2 separate regions of the Homo sapiens genome follow, and region 1 is linked to region 2. A link is a loop called in an ENCODE intact Hi-C map of the cell type or tissue named here. Cell type or tissue: thyroid gland. All regions are shown on one strand. Each heading gives the region's core, and the rest is flanking DNA. Links, peaks and the distances in the headings are about the cores only. Region 1 has its middle 46 kb from the start of DOCK7-DT. Region 2 overlaps DOCK7 (dedicator of cytokinesis 7).

Region 1 (17,413 bases), core at 6,807-9,306, 200 kb before region 2:
TGAAATCCTTGCCTAAGCCAATATCTAGAAGGGTTTTTCCAATGGTATCTTGTAGAATTATTATAGTTTCACGTCTTAGGTTTAAGTCCTTAATCCATCTTGAGTTGACTTTTGTATAAAGTGAGAGATGAGGATGCAGTTTCATTCTCCTACATGTGGCTAGCCAATTATCCCAGCACCATTTGTTGAAAAGGGTGTTCTTTCCCCACTTTATGATTTTGTTTGCTTTGTTGAATATCAGTTGGCTGTAAGTATTTGGGTTTATTTCTGGGTTCTCTATTCTGTTCCATTGGTCTACGTGCTTATTTTTATACCAGTACCATGCTGTTTTGGTGACAATGACCTTATATTATAGTTTGAAATCAGGTAGTGTGATGCCTCCAGATTTGCTCCTTTTGCTTAGTCTTGCTATGGCTATGGGGGCTCTTTTTTGGTTCCATATGAATTTTAGAATTTTTTTTCTAACTCTGTGAAGAATGATGTTGGTATTTTGATGGGGATTGTGTTGAATTTGTAGATTGCATTTGGCAGTATGGTCATTTTGACAATACTGATTCTACCCATCCATGAGCATGGGATGTGTTTCCATTTGTTTGTGTTGTCTACGATTTATTTCAACAGTGTTTTGTAGTTTTCCTTGTAGAGGTCTTTCAACTCCTTTATTAGGTATATTCCTAAGTTTTTTTTCGTTGTTGTTTTTTGTTTTTTGTTTTTTTGCAGCTATTGTAAAACGGGTTGATTTCTCGATTTGATTCTCAGCTTGGTCGCTGTTGGTGTATAGAAGAGCTACTGATTTGTGAATATTAATCTTGTATCTGGAAACTGCTGAATTCTTGTATCAGTTCTAGGAGCTTTCTGGAGGAGTCCTTAGGGTTCTCAAGGTAAACCATCATATCATCAGCAAACAGTGACAGTTTGACTTCCTTTTCACTGATTTGGGTGCCCTTTATTCTTTCTCTTGTCTGACTGCTCTGGCTAGGACTTCCAGTACTATGTTGAAGAGGAGTGGTGAGAATGGGCATCCTTGTCTTGTTCCCGTTCTCAAAGGGAATGTTTTCAACTTTGCCCATTCATTATTATGTTGGCTGTGGGTTTGTCATAGATGGCTTTTATTACATTAAGTTATGTCCCCTGTATGCCAATTTTGCTGAGAGTTTTAATTATAAAGCGATGCTGGATTTTGTTGAATGCTTTTTCTGCATCTATTGAGATGATCATGTGATTTTTGTTTTTACTTCTGTTTATGTGGTGTATCACATTTATTGACTCATGTATGTTAAACCATCCCTGCATCCCTGGTATGAAATCCACTTGATCATGGTGGATTATCTTTTTGATATATTGTTGGATTCGGTTAGCTAGAATTTTGTTAAGGATTTTAGCATCTATGTTCATTAAGGAAATTGGTCTGTAATTTTCTTTTTTGGTTGTATCCTTTCCTGGTTTTGGTATTAGGGTGATGCTGGCTTCATAGAATGAATTAGGAAGGGTTCCTTCTTTCCCTGTCTTGTGGAATAATGTCAAAAGGATTGGTACCATTTTTTCTTTGAATATCTGGTAGAATTCTGCTGTGAAACCGTCTGGTCCTGGACTTTTGTTGTTGGTAATTTTTAAATTACCATTTCAATCTCGCTGCTTGTTATTGGTCTGTTCAGAGTATCTAATTCTTCCTGATTTAAGCTAGGAGGGTTATCTTTTTCCAGTAATTTATCCATCTCTTCTAGGTTTTCTAGTGTATGTGTGTAAAGGTGTTCATAGAAGTTTTGAATGATCTTTTGTATTTCAGCGGTGTCAGTTGTAATATCTCCTGTTTTGTTTCTTAGTGAGGTTATTTGGATTTTCTCTCTTCTTTTCTTAGTTAATGTTGCTAATGGTCTATCAATTTTATTTGTCTTTTCAAAGAACCAACTTTCTGTTTCATTTATCTTTTGGTTTTTGTTGTTGTTGTTGTTTCAATTTCATTTAGTTCTGCTCCGATCTTGGCTATTTCCTTTTTTCTGCTGGGTTTGGGTTTGGTTTGTTTTTGTTTCTCTTCTTCCTTGAGGTGTGACCTTAGACCGTCTGTTTGTGCTCTTTCAGATTTTTTGATGTAGGCATTTAGGGCTATGAACTTTCCTCTTAACACCACCTTAGCTGGATCCCAGAGGTTTTGATAGGTTGTATCATTATTGTTGTTTAGTTTGAAGAATTTTTTAATTTTCATATTGATTTCATTTTTGACCCAATGCTCATTCAGGAGCAGGTTATTTAATTTCCACGTATTTGCATGGTATAGAAGATTCCTTTTGGAGTTGATCTCCAGTTTTATTCCACTGTGGTCTGAGAGAGTGCTTGATATAATTTCAATTTTCTTAAATGTATTGACGCCTATCATGTGGTCTATCTTTGAGAAAGTTCTATGTGCTGTTGAATAGAATGTGTATTCTGTGGTTGTTGGATGAAATGTTCTGTATATGTCTGTTAAGTCCATTGTTCCAAGGTATAGTTTAAATCCATTGTTTCTTTGTTGACTTTATGTCTTGATGACCTGTCTAGTGCTGTCAGTGGAGTACTGAAGTCCCCCACTATTATTGAGTTGCTGTCTATCTCATTTCTTGGGTCTATTAGTAATTGTTTTATAATTTTGGGAGTGCCAGTGTTAGGTGCATATATGTTTAGGATTGTGATATTTTCCTGTTGGACAAGGCCTTTTACCATTATATAATGTTCTTCTTTATCTCTTTTAACTGTAGTTGCTTTAAAGTTTGTTTTGTCTGATATATGAATACCTACCTCTGCTCATTTTTGGTATCCATTTGCACGAATGCCTTTTTCCACCCCTTTACTTTATGTGAGTCCTTATGTGTTAGGTGAGTCTCCTGAAGGCAGCAGATAGTTGGTTGGTGAGTTCTTTTCCATTCTGTAGTTCTGCATCTTTTAAGTGGAGCATTTAGGCCATTTACAGTCAATGTTAGCATTGAAATGTGAAGTACTGTTGCATTCATCATGCTCTTTGTTGCCTGTGTACTTTGGTTTTGTTTCTTGTTTTTGCTTTTTAACTTGTATTTTTGTTTTATAGGTCCTGTGTGATTTATGCTTTAAAGAGGTTCTGTTTTGATGTGTTTCCAGGATTTGTTTCAAAATTTAGAGCTCCTTTTAGCAGTTCTTGTAGGAGTGGCTTGGTAATGGTGAACTCTCTCAGCATTTGTTTGTCTGAAAATGACGGTATCTTTCCTCATATATGATGCTTAGTTTCACTGGATACAAAATTCATGGCTGATAATTGTTTTGTTTGAGGAGGCTGAAGATAGGGCAGAAAATTCTCCCACGAACAGACCTTCAGCTTTTCCAGTGGGGGTGTGTGTTCAGGAGAGGAGGGTCTCCCTTTCCCACTTCTGCAGTTGAGGCATTCACAGTATTTGGGGTGTCTCCCAGGTCCTGCAGCAGCAGTCTGCTTCTTTTAGAGGGTCTGTGGGTCCTCTCAGGATTGCTGGTTTGTTCTTGCAGTCAATCTGGAGCTAAAATTCACAGTGCAAGCCTCTGCATGCTGCTCTGTCTGGAGCTACAATCTAGTCCTGCCTGCCATCCGCCATGATCCCACAGTCTCCTTTGCCATTTTTTTAAAAACAATTTTGTAGAGATTAGGGCTTGCCGTCTTGCCCAGGCTGATTACTTAGATTGTTTAACATCAGGTAGCTCTAGGTTGACATTTAAGCTAGGCTTGGTAGAATACTCATTCCTTCTTAAAATATACTTTTTGCTTCCACTGTGATTCTGAACTCCATGTTCATTCTTGATCTTTTATTCATTTGGTCCCAGACCCTATACTGGACTCTGGGAATATAGCTGCAAGTATGATAGGAAGCCCAGCCCCCCAGGGAGTGTATATTCTAAAAAAGGAAGGCAGATTCTAAGCAAATAATTACAAATGCAAGGTATCACATTGTAACATCTTTTGTATTACAAAAGGTAATTATGGGACTGTATAGCAGGAGAGGATAACCTAAATTGTGAAATTAGGGAAATTGTCCTTGAGAAAGCGATATTTTAACCAAAGGAAAAATAGAAGTTAGCTCCATAAAGAGAAAAAGAAACAGAATACAAAGTAAAGAAGGCCGGGTGCAGTGGCTCATGCCTGTATCCCAGCACTTGGGAGGCTGAGACAGGCAGATCACCTGAGGTCAGGAGTTTGAGATCAGCCTGGCCAACATGGTAAAACCCCATCTCTGCTAAAAACAAATACAAAAATTAGCTGGGCATGGTGGCAGGCACCTGTAATCCCAGCTACTTGGGAGGCTGAGGCAGGAGAATTGCTTGAACCTGGGTGGCAGAGGTTGCAGTGAGCTGAGATCGTGCCATTGCACTTCAGCCTGGGTGACAAGAGTGAAACTCCGTCTCAAAAAAAGAAAAAAGAAAAAAAAGAGAATACAAAGTAAAGAAATAGCAAAGTGAGAGTCTAAAGTGGCAGACAAACGCCAGGTTTAGGAAAGGTCCTACAAACTCTTGCCAGCCATCTTGTCACCATGAAGGGAGTCAGAGTTATAGGCCAGGGTTTTTTCAGACTTTACCTTAAGGGCACAGGCAAGTCTTTGTAATGTTTAAAACTGAGAATAAGATTTGATCGAGTGTTTATTGAATGCCGTGCCTTATTCTAACTGCTTACTTACCGATGTGACAAGTACTGTTCTAAATGCTTTACAGGTGCCATTATCTTCATGATATTATAAGGTATTTCTCTGGACTCTCCATCATAGTCTAGCAATTTGCTATCTGCCTCTCTTGGAAGTGGAAGTGACATGATCAGTTTTGAATTCAGAATGGAAAATGATTTGAAAGAGAGTATAGTTAGGATGCTTTTGGTTATAAATTATAAAAAAAAAACCTAACTGAAAGTGGCTTCAACAATTGAGTTTCTTGCGTTATATAACTATAAGCTCAGAGGTAGAATGAACAATGTCATGATGTCTTTCCATTTCTCTTGTTTGACTTTTGCATGGTCTACTTCATCTTAAGGTTGGCTACCCTCTTGATCCCAAGATGGGTGCAGCAGCTTTCCATATTTCTTTGTTCATGCCTCTCTCAGAGGGAGAAACTTCCTCCCAGAAGCCCCCAACAAACATTTTATGGGATCTCATTGGCCTAAAATAATAAGGATTGTGAAGGGAATAGATAAATTCACTAAGTGAGTTAGTGAATTTACTAATTCAGTGGAAATCAATAGGAATTCACTAGGTAGCCAAGCTAACCAGAATCCACTCTTGGAACTGAGGATGAGGTTAAATCTCACCCAAATTAGATGGTTGAGAATGGGAAAGTGGTGTTTCTCCAAAGGAAATTTTGAGTACTGCTACCAAGAGAAGCAGAAATAGATGCTGGGCAGCAAACGCATAGGGAGCAAGACTTGAGTCAGGGAGCCAGTTAGAATTCTTTTGCAGTAATACAAATGAAAAGATGAGAATGGTCTGGACAAGGAGAGGTCAGTGAAAGCTGAAAGAAGTGGACAAATTCATGTGATGCTTAAGAGGTGGAATGGACATGACTTGATAACTGGGTGAGAAATATTAAAAAATGAGGGGAATTGTTAAAAATGGCTTCAGGATTAAAGTTTTCTCTTGCCCAAGCTGTGACAGAGTTAGCCTAAATGTTTAAATAATTTATTGGTCCTGAGTCCCTGAATAAGAAAATCTTACCATAAACAAGTAAAAACAAACAAGCAAACAAAAATCAAAGGGAAAAAATAAAGAAAAGCTTACCATAGGTTTCTTTTTGGGTTGTTTGTTTGCTTGTTTGTTTGTTTTTGAGACAGAGTCTCGCTCTGTCGCCCAGGCTGGAGTGCAGTGGTACAATCTTGGCTCACTGCAACCTCTGCCTCCCGGGTTCAAGCAATTCTCCTGTCTCAGCCTCCCAAGTAGCTGGGACTACAGGCGCCCGCCACCATGCCTGGCTAATTTTTTTTTAGTAGAGACAGGGTTTCGTCATACTGGTCAGGCTGGTCTCGAACTCCTGACCTCAGGTGACCTGCCTGCCTCAGCTTCCCAAACTGCTGGGCCACCATGCCCAGCTCTTTTTGGGGTTTTCTAAACTAAATGTATAAATGGTTCCTTTGGCTGGGCGTGGTGGCTCACACCTGTAATCCCAGCACTTTGGGAGGCCGAGGCAGGCAGATCACGAGGTCAGGAGATCGAGACCATCCTGGCTAACACGGTGAAACCCCGTCTCTACTAAAAATACAAAAAATTAGCTAGGCGTGGTGGCGGGTGCCTGTAGTCCCAGCTACTCGGGAGGCTGAGGCAGGAGAATGGCGTGAACACAGGACGCGGAGCTTGCAGTGAGCGGAGATCGTGCCACTGCACTCCAGCCTGGGTGACAGAGCGAGACTCCGTCTCAAAAAAAAAAAAAAATGGTTCTTTTACCCGTTAGAGTTCGCTCTTGTTCTTTTGGGCCCTCACATGTTTAATTCCATAATTTACTGCTTATCTGTACCATATTCATTCAAATATTAAGGTTACTTCTATCTTAGTGTATTTATATATTAATACTACGCTAGGCAAACATCTGACCCTTAATACAAACTATTGGTCAATGTGTTGAAGTTAGAAATTACTTCAAAGTAGTTTTTTTTTAAGTGTCACAAATTAGTATACCCAGAATTGAAGACACAAACGGGAATGGCTGCTCAGCTGATGATTCCCCTGTGGCTTTTTCTGCTAAGAGATTCCAGATCCCTGGCCACAAAAATAGGCAGGATCCAGCCTGGGTCACTTTAAGTTACTCACTTCCCTAGGTGCAATGATATGTCCAAGGGGTGGGCTTATGTTTCCTTTCTAGAAAGTTTTTAAACTGAAGCTGAGGAAAAGAAATTCCCTCTCTCCTAAAATGACTAAGCTTGAAAATGACTAAGCTTGAAAGAATTCAATTCCAAGTTGCTTTGGCTGTGTACTCTTCACTAATTCAGCTCATCTTAGACGTTTTGATTAACATCAGCGTGCAGAAAGATGCAGAGACACAGATATGTAAAGGGGGAGAGAGGGTGAGAGAGAGAGAAAGAAAGTAAGAGAGAGAGAGAGAGAGAGAGAGAGAGAGACAGAAACCATGAAATCTGGTAGCATTTATATTCCTGGATCCAGATGTCCCTGGAGCCAGCTCTACTTCTGATATTTCTGCAGTTTGATCACATGCTCCACAAAAGCAGGGATGCCAAGGGCCTAGCACATAAGAGGCCATCCAGAAATAATTGTTGAGATAGAGACTTCACTTTGGGCCATGATGGAGTGACAAGGGCCAGATTTACTCTCCCATCTGAAACAATTTTTAAAAATAGACCAAATACATGACACAATGGTTTTCAGACATTGGCTATCAGGAGGTGGAGGACAATGATCCCTAGAGAGAGAGCGAGTGATCACCCCACTTTCCTGCCTAGAGAGATTCCATATTATATTGCAAAGAGGAGGAGTCCAAGTGGAGCCTCACAGTCTGTGAGTTGAGGAAATGGACCTGGGAGAAGACTGCTGCATAGGAGAGCTCCAGAGATCTGTAGAGGGTCTCCCTTCCTTGTTTAGCTAAGTATCGATCAGTGTGTGTGTATGAGGAATGATCTGAGGTGAAAGCTCTAAAAAAGCCTTCAACATTCATAATAGTTTATTTTGGCCAGACCTGTGCTCTGATTTGGGAAGTAAATGTATCCATAGTTTCAAATGAATAAAAACTCTAATAGTTAAAAAAAAAAATCATTGAATAAATGCGAGTCAATCAAGTCTTTTTTCCTTAAGCCAGTTCCAGTTGGGTTTCTGTCATTTGCAACCAAAGAATCTTAATCAATATACCCTACAATTCCACTTCTCAGAGTTTATCTTCAGGGGCTAATGAAGGATTCCAGAGACTTTAGTTATAAGAATATTTATCATTTTAATTATAAGTATTTTAATTATAAAACTAAAAAATCAGAAACAAACCAGAAAATTTTTGTGCAAATTATGATAAATTTGTCTACTAAAATACTTAACATGACATTTTAGTGGCTTTTATTCTTTTTTCTTTTAACTTGTCTGTATTTTCTGTTATTCTACCACAAATTTCTTTCAACTCTTTTTATAAAAATGCCTGTCTCCTTAGTTGGCCTCTAAGTTTCTAGGTTCTTTCTTTTTCTTCTTTTCTTTTTCTTTTTTCTTTTTTTGAGACAGAGTTTTGCTCTTGTTGCCCAGGCTGAAGTGCAATGGCGCAATATAGGCTCACCACAACCTCCACCTCCTGGGTTCATGTGATTCTCCTGCCTCAGCCTCCCAAGTAGCTGGGATTACAGGCATCTGCCATCATGCCTGTCTAATTTTTTGTATTTTTAGTAAAGATAGGGTTTCTCCATGTTGGTCAGGCTGGTCTCAAACTCCCGACCTCAGGTGATCCGCCTGCCTCGACCTCCCAAAGTGCTGGGATTACAGGCCTGAGCCACTGCTCATGGCCAGTTCTTTCATTTTTTGAGTTTCTGTTTCTGATCTAAAGTTTACCACTGGTTTCCAATTTGTTTGTGAAGCAGAGAATATTGACACACTTTTAGTTGCTTGCATAATTCATTCCTTTCCTATAAGATTATAGACTCTTCCTATTTCCCCAGATCCTTTTAAAGGTCTCTAATCTTTGCAGTTTTGTTACATAACTGTTCATACTGCACACATACAGGCACAATAACAATCACTGAGTAGATGGTTAATCTTTCACTAATAGCCTAAGAAAGAAATGCTGTATTGTCAAAGGCATGTGTTCAATAAATTGGGGCCAGAGAATTTAAACTTTTATCAAAACACATTGAAGCAGCTCAGTTATTAAGCTCCGAGATGTTTCACATGTCTGGCTGACCTAATGCTTTGGCAAATACTGAAAGTGACCTATGTCCCTAGGGGGACACATGTTACGTGTAACAATTCAATGTCCCAGATTTTCCAAAAAAGACCTGATTTCTTTCTTTCTTTGTTTTTCCATAACAAAGGTCATTCTTTTATTGGATTTTGACTTTTATATCTCTGGAAGGCTTTTCCTGAAAATGAATTCATGTATTTAAATAAAAGATCTCTAAATAAATTAATGCAGGAACAGAAAACCAAATACTGCATATTCTCACTTATAAGTGGGAGCTAAACATTGAGTACACATGGACACAAAGAAGGGAACAACAGACACTGGGGCCTACCTGAGGGTGGAGATAAGAGGAGGGTAAGGATTAAAAAACTACATATCACATATTATGCTGATTATCTCAGTAACAAAATCATCTGTAAAACAAACCCCCATGACACACAATTTACTCGTGAAACAAACCTGCACAGGTACCCGCTTGGGCCCACACTAAAAGTTGGAAAGAAAATAAGTAAATAACATATTTTGCTAGATTACAAATCTCTCTCTCTCTTTTTTTTTTTTCTTTTTTTGAGACAGGGTCTCGTTCTGTCACCCAGGCTGGAGTGCAGTGGCATGATCTTGGCTCACTGCAATCTCTCCTTCCCGGGTTCAAGAGATTCTCGTGCCTCAGCTTCCCAAGTAGCTAGGATTACAGGCATGCACCACCATGCCCAGCTAATTTTTCTGCATTTTTAGTAGAGATGGGGTTTCACCATGTTGGCCAAGCTGGTCTCTCACTCCTGATCTCAAGCGATCCACCTGCCTCGTCCTCCCAAAGTGTTGGGATTACAGGCCTGAGCCACTGCACCTGGCCTCAATTTTTAATTTAGAAAAGATGATTACCAAAGCATCAGGGTTGGAACAATTCATCTTTAGGTAGGATAATGTGATATTACAGTAGGATCAAAAAGAGATATGAGTGTTGTGGATAATAAAAATCAAATTAAGGCCAGGTGCGGTGGCTCACGCCTATAATCCCAGCACTTTGGGAGGCCAAGGCAGGAGAATCACTTGTACCCGAGAGGTGGAGGTTGCAGTGAGCTGAGATCATGCCACTGCACCCCAGCCTGTTTCAAATATGAATAAATACTTAAATAAATAAATGGAGAAAAGTTAAGCTGTTCTGGTTAAGAGAATATGAAAAGCAGAAGCCCTTTATCCAAATTTGGTGGGTTACTCTTGCTTTTTTTCTGTTTATTAGAGGAAAATTAGAACAAGGAAAAAAGAGTAAACATCACTAAAAATTCCACTACCTAGAGAACTGCTAATGAAATATATTTTTTCAGACTCTAAAGAATGTCTTCTAACAAATTTGATCAGCAGAATGAAATCTTTTCCCCATCTTTCCATGGGGCTGGGAGAGTGAGATTCTGGGCCAAGATTCAAAGTGAAGAAAGAAAATGTTGTCATCAAATTCAGGAGGCAATGAAATGCGTGGCCAGAAAGAGGAGACAAAGGCCAGAAGCTACTGGAAAATGAATTTGATTGAACAGCCAGACTAGAGCAAACTCTGAGAGTGCTGGGTAATAGCTAAAACAGCAGGGCTGGAGGTCCTTTTGCTCGCTTTTTTATTGCCCAGCAACTGTAAGCTGTTGGTTCAATGGGAGTCATTTAAACAGTCAGGGTTGTTAAGAAAATAAAGCGTGGAATGTGGCCATTTTGTTAAACTTATGAGACTGCAGGTGTGAATTTTTGGTTAAAAGTTTTGACTGCTGTAAAAATGTTACTTCGAATATAATTTGAGTTGTAAGGGCAAAAGAAAGATAATCCTCCTATACATTTTGTCATTTAATTGGGATGATTTTTCAAGTTTCTGCAAATATGGTAATTGCAAATTTAAAGCACCGAGCATTTATTGATGAACAATATTCCCATTGAAAGAAATATAAGTGAGCAAAGTTGCAATACATTCTTTAAATTTTTTTTTCCTAGGAAAAGAGTATGAGGGTATTTGATACCCCCTGATTTCTCCTAATTTCTTATATCTCTAAGGCAAAAAAAAGGGAATATGACTTGCAAGAAATATTCTCAGGCCTGAGTAAATAGAGATTTTTCCACACCTGTTATTTTAAAACATTACTATTAGGCCGGGAGCGGTGGCTCACACCTGTAATCCCAGGCCAGCACTCTGGGAGGCCGAGGCAGGGGATCACTTGAGGTAAGGAGTTCGAGACCAGCCTGACCAACATGGTGAAACCCCGTCTCTACTAAAAATTCAAAAATTAGCCAGGCGTGGTGGCAGGTGCCTGTAATCCAGCTACTCAGGAGGCTGAGGCAGGAGAATCAGTTGAACCTGGGAGGCAGAGGTTGCAGTGAGCAGAGATGGCACCACTGCACTCTAGCCTGGGTGACAAAGTTAGACTCCCTCTCAAAAAACAAACAAACAAAAAATTGCTATTATTTGGCCTATTTTCCCCTCTCTTTACCAAATCTATAAAGAGATTATTAAAATATTAAAACCACCAGGCATGGTGGTTCATGCCTGTAATCCCAGCATTTTGGGAGGTCAAGGCAGCTGGATAGCTTGAGCCCAGGAGTTTGAGACCAGCCTGGGTAACAAAGTGAGACCTCGTTGCTAAAAAAAATTTAAAAAAGTAGCTGGTCATGGTGGCAAGTACTTGTGGTCCCAGCTACTCAGAAGGCTGAGGTGGGAGGATCCCTTGAGCCTAGGAGGCAGAAGCTGCAGGAAGCCAAGATACCACTGCATTCCAACCTGGGTGACAGAACAAGATCCTGTCTCAAAAACAAATAAATAAGGCTGGGCGTGGTGGCTCACGCCTGTAATCCCAGCACTTTGGGAGGCTGAGGTGGGTGGATCACCTGAGGTCAGGAGTTCAAGACCAGCCTGGCCAAGACGATGAAACCTTGTCTCTATTAAAAATACGAAAAAATTAGCCAGGCATGGTTGCAGGTCCCTGTAATCACAGCTTCTCGGGAGGCTGAGGCATGAGAATTTCTTGAACCCGGGAGGCAGAGGTTGCAGTGAGCCGAGATCGCGCCATAGCACTCCAGCCTAGGAGACCAAGAGCAAAACTCCGTCTCAAAAATAAATAAAATAAAATAATGCAAACTCAGATATTATTTTGACAGTCAAAAACATTTGTCTCAAAACTTTCAACCTAGCATGTCAAGGTTCAAAACCTCTCTGAAACAATTGATTATTGTTCTGTATCCTTCACTAACCCCTTCCACACCACATCCATCCGGGCTGCGCTTTCAATGCCCCTCCTACGCGTTCTTAGCATATCATTCCTACCTACCACCTTTGCATTAAAATGATCTGCTTATCGGCTTCTCTGGCTAAACTGTAAGCTTCTGTATGGAAAGCCTCCACAAACCCCAGATGAGACTGAATTCCCCTATTACAATTGTCCACAATTCCCTATAGTTTGGCTTTATAATACTTACGCGTGTGATCATATTTGTAACAGGAATGGCAATTAATGCTCTCTAGTCTTACATACCCATTAAGGCTGAGGCTTTCTTTCACACACCATCAGTTTGCAATGTTTCAGGTGAGAAGACAATGGAGCAATATCTTCAGTATTCCAAGGAAAATGGTTTCAACCTAGAATTCTAAATGTAGCCAAGCTTTAATTCAAGTGTAGAAGAAAGACATTTACAGATGTCTGTGTTCTTAAAATTATACCCAACATGTACTCTTTCTTGGGAATTACTGGAGAATGGAAGCACAAAGCAAGAAGGCCAAACATAAAAGAAAGAGGATCCAGAAAATAGGGACTCCAACAGAAGCAGGAGAACTGACTCCTCAGGAGGAGCATGCAGGAGATCCTAGAGTGACACCTGCAAAACATTTCTAGAAAGCAATCTGTTCACGTTGGGGGCAGGGTTAACAGAGACCTCCAAGAAGGATGTTGTCACAAAATGAATGAAAATAAGAAACAACCAATGTATTTTAACATTATGAAAGGAAATTTATAATTCTCGAGGAATGTTTGAGGATGAATTAGTTATAGGTACATAGAAAAGTAAGCAAACAATATAGGCAATTATTAATTCCGGGAAAACCAAAACATATTGTATAAAAGAGGAAATGTAGTCATTGTACAATGTATGGTCATGTTGAATTAACCAAAAGTTGTGCAATGATGTAATTATATAGGGAGAAATGGAGGAGGAAAAGAATGTATGTGAATGTGTTTGTGATGGGGTGTGGTGTTGGGAGCATTATAAGAGAGCTTAATCTTCATCTTCCATAGCAGGAAGCCAAAATATATGAAACTGAACAATCTCCAAATAGCAGCAATACAAGAATGTTATTTAGGAAGACAGAGGCAAGTATGAGAAGAAACAACTAATAAAATCTTTTAAATGTTGCCTTTGAGTACTGGGGATTGGGGGTAGAAAAGGAGAAACAGTGTACTGCTTTTTTCATTATAAGCTTCATAGAATTATGTAACTTTAAAAACTCTGTACAAATATAAACTATTGTTTTAAATAAAAGAGGAAGAAACATTCAACATTTTTTTTCAAGCAATCTTTTGAAAATAAAAGGAATGCTGTGAGGAAACTGAGGGGTGTGAAAGAAAGCCTCAGCCTTAATGGGTATGTAAGACTAGAGAGCGTTAATTGCTATTCCTGTTACAAATATAATCACACGCATAAGTATTATAAAGCCAAACTATAGGGAATTGTGGACAATTATAATAGGGAAATTCAGTCTCATCTGGGGTTTGTGGAGGCTTTCCATACAGAAGCTTACAGTTTAGCTTTAGCCAAAGAGAAGCCGATAAGCAGATCATTTTAACACAAAGGTGGTAGGTAGGAATGATATGCTAAGAATGTGTAGGAGGGGCATTAAGCCCAGCTCGGATGGATGTGGTGTGGAAGGGTTTAGTGAAGGATGTAGAACAATAATCAATTGTTTCAGAAGGGTTTTGAACCTTGGCATGCATAGGTTGAAAGTTTAGAGGCAGGCTGGGCGCAGTGGCTTACACCTGTAATCCCAGCACTTTGGGAGCCCAAGGCGGGCAGATCACAAGGTTAGGAGATGGAGGCCATCCTGGCTAACACGGTGAAACCCCATTTCTACTAAAAATACAAAAAATTAGCTGGGCGTGATGGCATGCGCCTGTGATCCCAGCTACTGGGGAGGCTGAGGCAGGAGAATCGCTTGAACCTGGGAGGCAGAGGTTGCAGTGAGCCGAGATCGTGCCACTGCACTCCAGCCTAGGTGACAGAGCGAGACTCTGTCTCAAAAAAAAAAAAAGAAAGTTTAGAGGCAAATGTTTTTTGACAGCCGGAATAATACCTGGTTTTGTTTTATTTAATTTATTTATTTATAAATAAATATATGGAACACCATTATATAATATTTCTGTGATACAGACACGATAGATGTAAAGAACCTCAAGAAGATAGATAATAGTAGGATTCACTACAATAATTAGGAAGTGATAAGTTTTGAGTATTGTCTGTTTTTAATATAATTTATTTCATTATGTTATAATAAATATTCTGTTTATTTAATTTTTAATAATGGTTAACCACTGTCTCATAAAATTCCTGAATATAAGCCATCTATTCTTATGAGCCAGTATGAGCTGGCTCCAGCACTGTTGGAAATGTTATAATATCTTGAAATATTAATATTTGTGCTTTTTCTCCTCTGTACTTTTAAGGTAGGAGGCGGGACTTGATTCTAGGGGTGGGACTTGGATACTGGACTAGACTGAGGACTAGCCAAGACACTTTTTCACACTTTCTCCCTGGTGTTGCCAAGGAGAAAGCAGTTTTCAATCAGACCCACCCACCAGTGTGCCATGTCAATTTACCGTTGCCATGGCAACACCAGGGTTGTTATCACCCCTTTCCATGGTACCTAACCATTCAACAGTTACTACCCCTTTTCTGCATAAACTGCCCCTTAATCTGCATACAATTAAAAGTGGGTATAAATATGACTGCAAAACTACCCCGAGCTGCTACTCTAAGCCCTGTTCTGCGGGAGCAGTCACCGAGCTGTAACACTGACTGTTCAACAAAGCTGTTTTCTTCTTTCTCTGGATTACCCTTGAATTCTTTTCTGGGCAAGGCCAAGAACCCTCTCTGGCTAAGCTCCACTTTGGTGCTTGCCTGTCCTACATCACTTTCTTGCACTTGATCTTTTGCCTGTAACTCAGAGGTATCTATGCTGCCTTGAGAAGTATGACTGTTATAGTAGGAATGAAAATGGCAAGAAATAAAGGACCTTATTATGCATGGTAGATTAAAAATGTGCCTTCACCACTGGTTCTTCCTGAAATCCCAGTAATGTGACCTCAAAAAAGGTATAAGCCAAAAATGACCAACAGAAAGGGAGAGGAGACAACATAACAAAATTTGAAGAATGGAAGCAGGGGAATAAGTGAGAACAAATATTCCCATCTAGAGAAAATTCAGATCTAAACTTGAAGAGGAGGAGGGTAATAACAAGCTGATTCATGCTGTGAATCACCCCAAAAGCTCAGGAATGGGGGGAATTAGAAAATAAAATTGGAGGAAATCTCTGAGAAAGTAGAGCCAAAATATAAAAATGAAAATGAAAGCCGGGCACAGTGGCTCACGCTTGTAATCCCAGTACTTTGGGAGGCCGAGGCAGGTGGATCACCTGAGGTCAGGAGTTTGAGACCAGCCTGGCTAGCACGGTGAAACCGTGTCTCTACCAAAAATACAAAAATAAGCCGGGAGAGGTGGCGCGTGCCTGTAATCCCAGCTACTCAGGAGGCTGAGGCATGAGAATAGCTTGAACCTGGGAGGCAGAGGTTGTAGTGAGCCGAGATTGCGCCACTGCACTCTAGTCTGGGTGACAGAATGAGACTTTGTCTCAAAAAAAAAAAGAAAAGAAAAGAAAAGAAAATGAAAAAGAGACAGAAAATAGAAAAGATAAGAAAAATACTTACTTCAGCATCTAAATAATAAGAATTTCAGAAAGAAAGAATAGAGAAAACAGAGGGGAGGTGATAATCAAATGCAGGAAAATTTTCCACAACTGTATTGACTTTCTAGAGTAAAACAGCATGCTGTGCTCAGCATAATAGACTTTAAAATACCCACACCAGAGCAAAAGATGGGAAATGTTATTTACTAGGGACAAAAAAAGTTCCTAAACATTTCCAAAAAGAAAAAAAAAGAGGCCACAAACAGATAGAAAAGAATGGCCGTGTGCGGTGGCTCACGCCTGTAATGTCAGCACTTTGGGAGGCCGAGGTGGGCGGATCACGAGGTCAGGAGTTCGAGACCAGCCTGGCCAACATGGTGAAACTCCGTCTCTACTAAAAATACAAAAATTAGCTGGGCCTGGTGGCGGGCACCTGTAATCCCAGCTACTCAGGAGGCTGAGGCAGGAGAATCACTTGAACCCGTGAGGCGGAGGTTGCAGTGAACCAAGATCATGCCACTGCCCTCCAGCCTGGGCGACAGAGTGAGACTCTGTTTCAAAAAAAAAAAAAAAAAAAAGAAAAGAAAGAAAAAGAAAAGAATTGGATTTTCTTTCTTTTTTTTTTTTCTTTTTGGAGAGCTGGTTGTTGTTAAACATTTATCAGTGCAACACTGTCTATAATCTTCTCTATATTATAAAGTCCACGAGGGCAGTAACTTTTTCTGTTTGATTCCTCAAGACTCACAGTTTTATTACCTAGTAGGCACTCTATAAACATTTACTGAGCAAGTGAATGAAAGCTCAGGAATTTTGCCTTCTTCGTTTTTATATCTGATAACAAGCACAGTCCTGATACAGATGAAGCCCTGAAAAAAAAAGTTTGCTGACCTGAACTGAACTTGTAGCAGAGCCTCCTAATGCTGAAAACAATCCCATGGCAATGCAACACACATCCAAGAAAAAGAGTGAGAGGGTTTATTTCTTGAGGCACAATGCTCATTTTCATGGTTGCTTTGTAAGTTAAGTCACTTGTTGCAGTAAGCCCAGGGGGAAAGCCAGATCTCCTTCTTCCTAAAACAGTACCCTATTCATTAGATTTTCTATTTGTCAGAGGCACCAACATTTTCTGACACTAATGTTGGACAGGGGAGCTGGTTACTTGCTTTGTGGCTACAAGATTTTTACTTAAGATAAATGACAGTAAACCAGAGTTGGGAAAAATCAGATAAAGAAGAACCAATGTCTACCATTTAATGAGCACACATTATGCTCATTATAAAACCCGGATTTAAATCCAGTAGCTTTTTCAACAACTGTATAAAGAAGGAATTATCCTAACATTACAAATGAAGATACCAAGGTTTAGAAAGTTTTGTGAATTTGCCTAAAGCATACAACTGATCATTAGCAATAGTGGGACTCAAAAGTTGTCTTAAAACAAACCCCAGTATATTTTGAAATAAAAGGAAATAACACAACCTATTTTGCTGAGAGATAGGGAGGGATCCTGACTCCTACTTGCTGAACAAATTCCCATTGCACAAAACAAGGAGGTTTACAAAACCTTCTTCTTAGGTCACTGAAATCTTCCAAGCAACTAGATTGGAATTAAACTTGGCAAAGATTACTAAATGCCACCAGTGTTAGACAATTGAGAGTTTC
Region 2 (2,500 bases), core at 1-2,500:
ATGCAGCATTGTCTTGGAGAGATCCTTGAGAGGAATGTTTGTCTTTTAATCCACATGCTTGCTACGTAATCAAGAATAATTCCTTAAGTGGCAATAATATGTTCTATAATTAATGAAAGATTTGCTCTTTAGAAACTTTCATTGTAATTAGAAAGTTAAGACTGCAAAACAGTACACTATGATTAAATGTTAGTTTTGTAGTACATGGTTCTTTAGAAGATGAGAGGATTTATGTTCCTTAATTGTAGCATTTATAAAGAATTGAAGAATTATTTGAAGTATTGAAGAATTATTATGTTTGTGTCCGTGTTTCTCTCTTGCTAAAGTGAGCCACTTAAAAATGGGGAATGTCTTTATCTTCAACATCTAGAATAGGATATTACAGATCTTGTATTAATATATATTTAATAACAATGGGATTGAGCAATGTAAGCATATGAAAAGGCTTTATGAAGACAAGTGGATAGAGTTTATATAGATTGGAGTATGAGTATGGTAGCTGCTGAGAGATAAGGCATACCTTTGGCAAACATTAGTGCTGATACAGAAAGTCAAAGAGGAGAACGTGAAAAGCAATTGGCGAGAATCTAAGCCTTGAGAATAATGATGAGGAATCTGGGGAAGGTGGGAACTACTGGAGAAAATCCTGAGAAGAGAATATATAAGGTGACAAAGTGTCAAGTGGAGCTGGAGAATGAGATCTGAGATAGGTTCACTAGATGTGGTTCTTGACAATGTTTAAATGTATACTTTCCACCCACCGACCCTCCCTATACCCACTAGTCAGTAAAAGGGAAACATTATTGAGGCCCCAGGGCCATGGGGCTTGGGCAGGAGGCCACCCAGTGGGAGAAGGAGGAGCCAGGGGAGGTGTCTTATTTGACCTTCTTTTGGGGGCACAGCATGTTTTGTGGCTGTACTTCTTGCGGCAGTTACGGCACAGGGATGCAGGTGAGCATAACCCTTGAGGCAGATCATCTTGTCGCAGTTGTGTTTCTGAGCGAGCTGGTGCAGGCAAGGCCCATTGGTGCCACCTCACGGGCAAAGCACCAAGTGCAGGCAGACTCTTTCTGGATGTTGTAGTCTGAGTGTGTGGCCATCTCTCAGCTGTTTGCTTTCATGTGTTTTAAGCCTCTATAAAAGTATACTTTATGATTAAAGAGCTGGAAGAAAGAAGAAAGAATCTCCATCTAGATTTCACATACAGCTTTGTAAAATGGCAGATACAATCAAGGGCTCTGGGAGAAGACTACCTGTTTTCTAATCTCAACTTTTTAAAGTGATGATGTATTTTCAAGATAGGAAAGGCATATTTGAAGAAAGAAGGGAAGAACCTAATGAGGGGAGACATTGAAGCTGTTGAAAAAAGACAGGGTTCATTGAACATATGAAGAAATTATTTTCTGTGAGAAGGTACACTTTTTCTGAGACAAAAAGGAAAGACTCTTTGTGAGCTATAAAGATGGAATTGTGTTAAAAGACCTGGCCAGAGCAAATTCAGAATGGCTCTTCTTTCCTAAGTTGGAAGTAAGGTCTTCTGTTGTGATTGACAGTAAAAGGCTTAAGGAGAGAGAGTGAGATCTGAAACTGCTTAGTGGATGCAGCATTAAGGGCCAGTTAAAGTTGGAGTAGATGAATTTTAAATTAGAATGGTTTGCATAGTTAAAGTGCTGTCAGCTTAAGAAGAGACAAAAATGTTTAAGTGAAAGTGACCCTTGTTAGTGTATTAGCCCATTTGAAACTGAGGGGGATTGAGAGTCTAAAAAAGTTGTAAGGACCCAAATGAGGTATATTAGTAAAGAAGTGCAGTTTAAATAGAGATGTCAAAGGCAACCCCAGCCTGTGGGCTACATAATCCATTAGGTAGGGGATTTTTCTTTCCGAAAAAGGGAATAATTTATTTTTGGTAAATGTGAAAAGATCTGATTTGATGAAATAACAATTACAGCATTTTAAAATTTACCTTGTTTAGCTTCAAAATGTAACTATAAGTAGTCTTAGTTTCTTTATATTCAAATACACTAATAAGGAGTTAATGTAAAAATATTCAGATTTACTTCTAAGTGAATTTGTATAGCATTTCCTTTTCTTCAATTCTTATTTTACACATTTTTTACATTTTTATACATTTATTTTAAAATGAGAAATGTTTTATAGGAATGGAATGCATGCAAATATATGACAAAGGTAAGAAATTGAACAAAATTTATTCAATACCATGACTTACTGTTTGTTTTAAAGATGTTAGCTAATCTCTGTGGCCTTACTGCTTTTTCTTCTTTGTCTTCTTCTTTTTAAATAGACTGTTTGGATTGCATAAGAAAGTCATCAATATGGTACACAATTTACTCTCCAGTCACGACTCAGACCCGCGGTACTCTGACCCTCAGATAAAGGCTCGAGTGGCCATGTTGTATCTACCTCTGATTGGTATTATCATGGAAACTGTACCTCAGCTGTATGATTTTACAGGTACCTAGTATAATTAAGGCAAATATTA

What was found. A loop is a pair of places that touch in the nucleus more often than their neighbours do. Peaks named below come from ENCODE experiments on the same cell type or tissue, not always from the same donor. Only the 100,000 strongest peaks of a DNase experiment are listed, where the experiment ranks them.
Region 1: a loop joins it to region 2, with 2.6 times the contacts of the local background. A loop is called at or near these places in 55 of 110 quality-filtered maps.

The regions. Positions count from the first base shown.
Region 1 is chr1:62,725,469-62,742,881 of GRCh38, reverse strand. No RefSeq gene overlaps it. Among named protein-coding and RNA genes, the nearest start is that of DOCK7-DT, 46 kb to the right of the region's middle. In thyroid gland, for the core only: no CTCF peak of the experiment used is centred there; no DNase peak of the experiment used is centred there; H3K27ac peaks cover 187 bases.
Region 2 is chr1:62,529,249-62,531,748 of GRCh38, reverse strand. It overlaps DOCK7 (dedicator of cytokinesis 7), which reads left to right. Exons shown (of 50, transcript NM_001367561.1): 30 at 2,303-2,472. Among named protein-coding and RNA genes, the nearest start is that of ANGPTL3, 67 kb to the left of the region's middle. RefSeq lists a silencer at 894-1,102. In thyroid gland, for the core only: a CTCF peak has its summit at 1,040; a DNase peak (open chromatin) is centred at 908.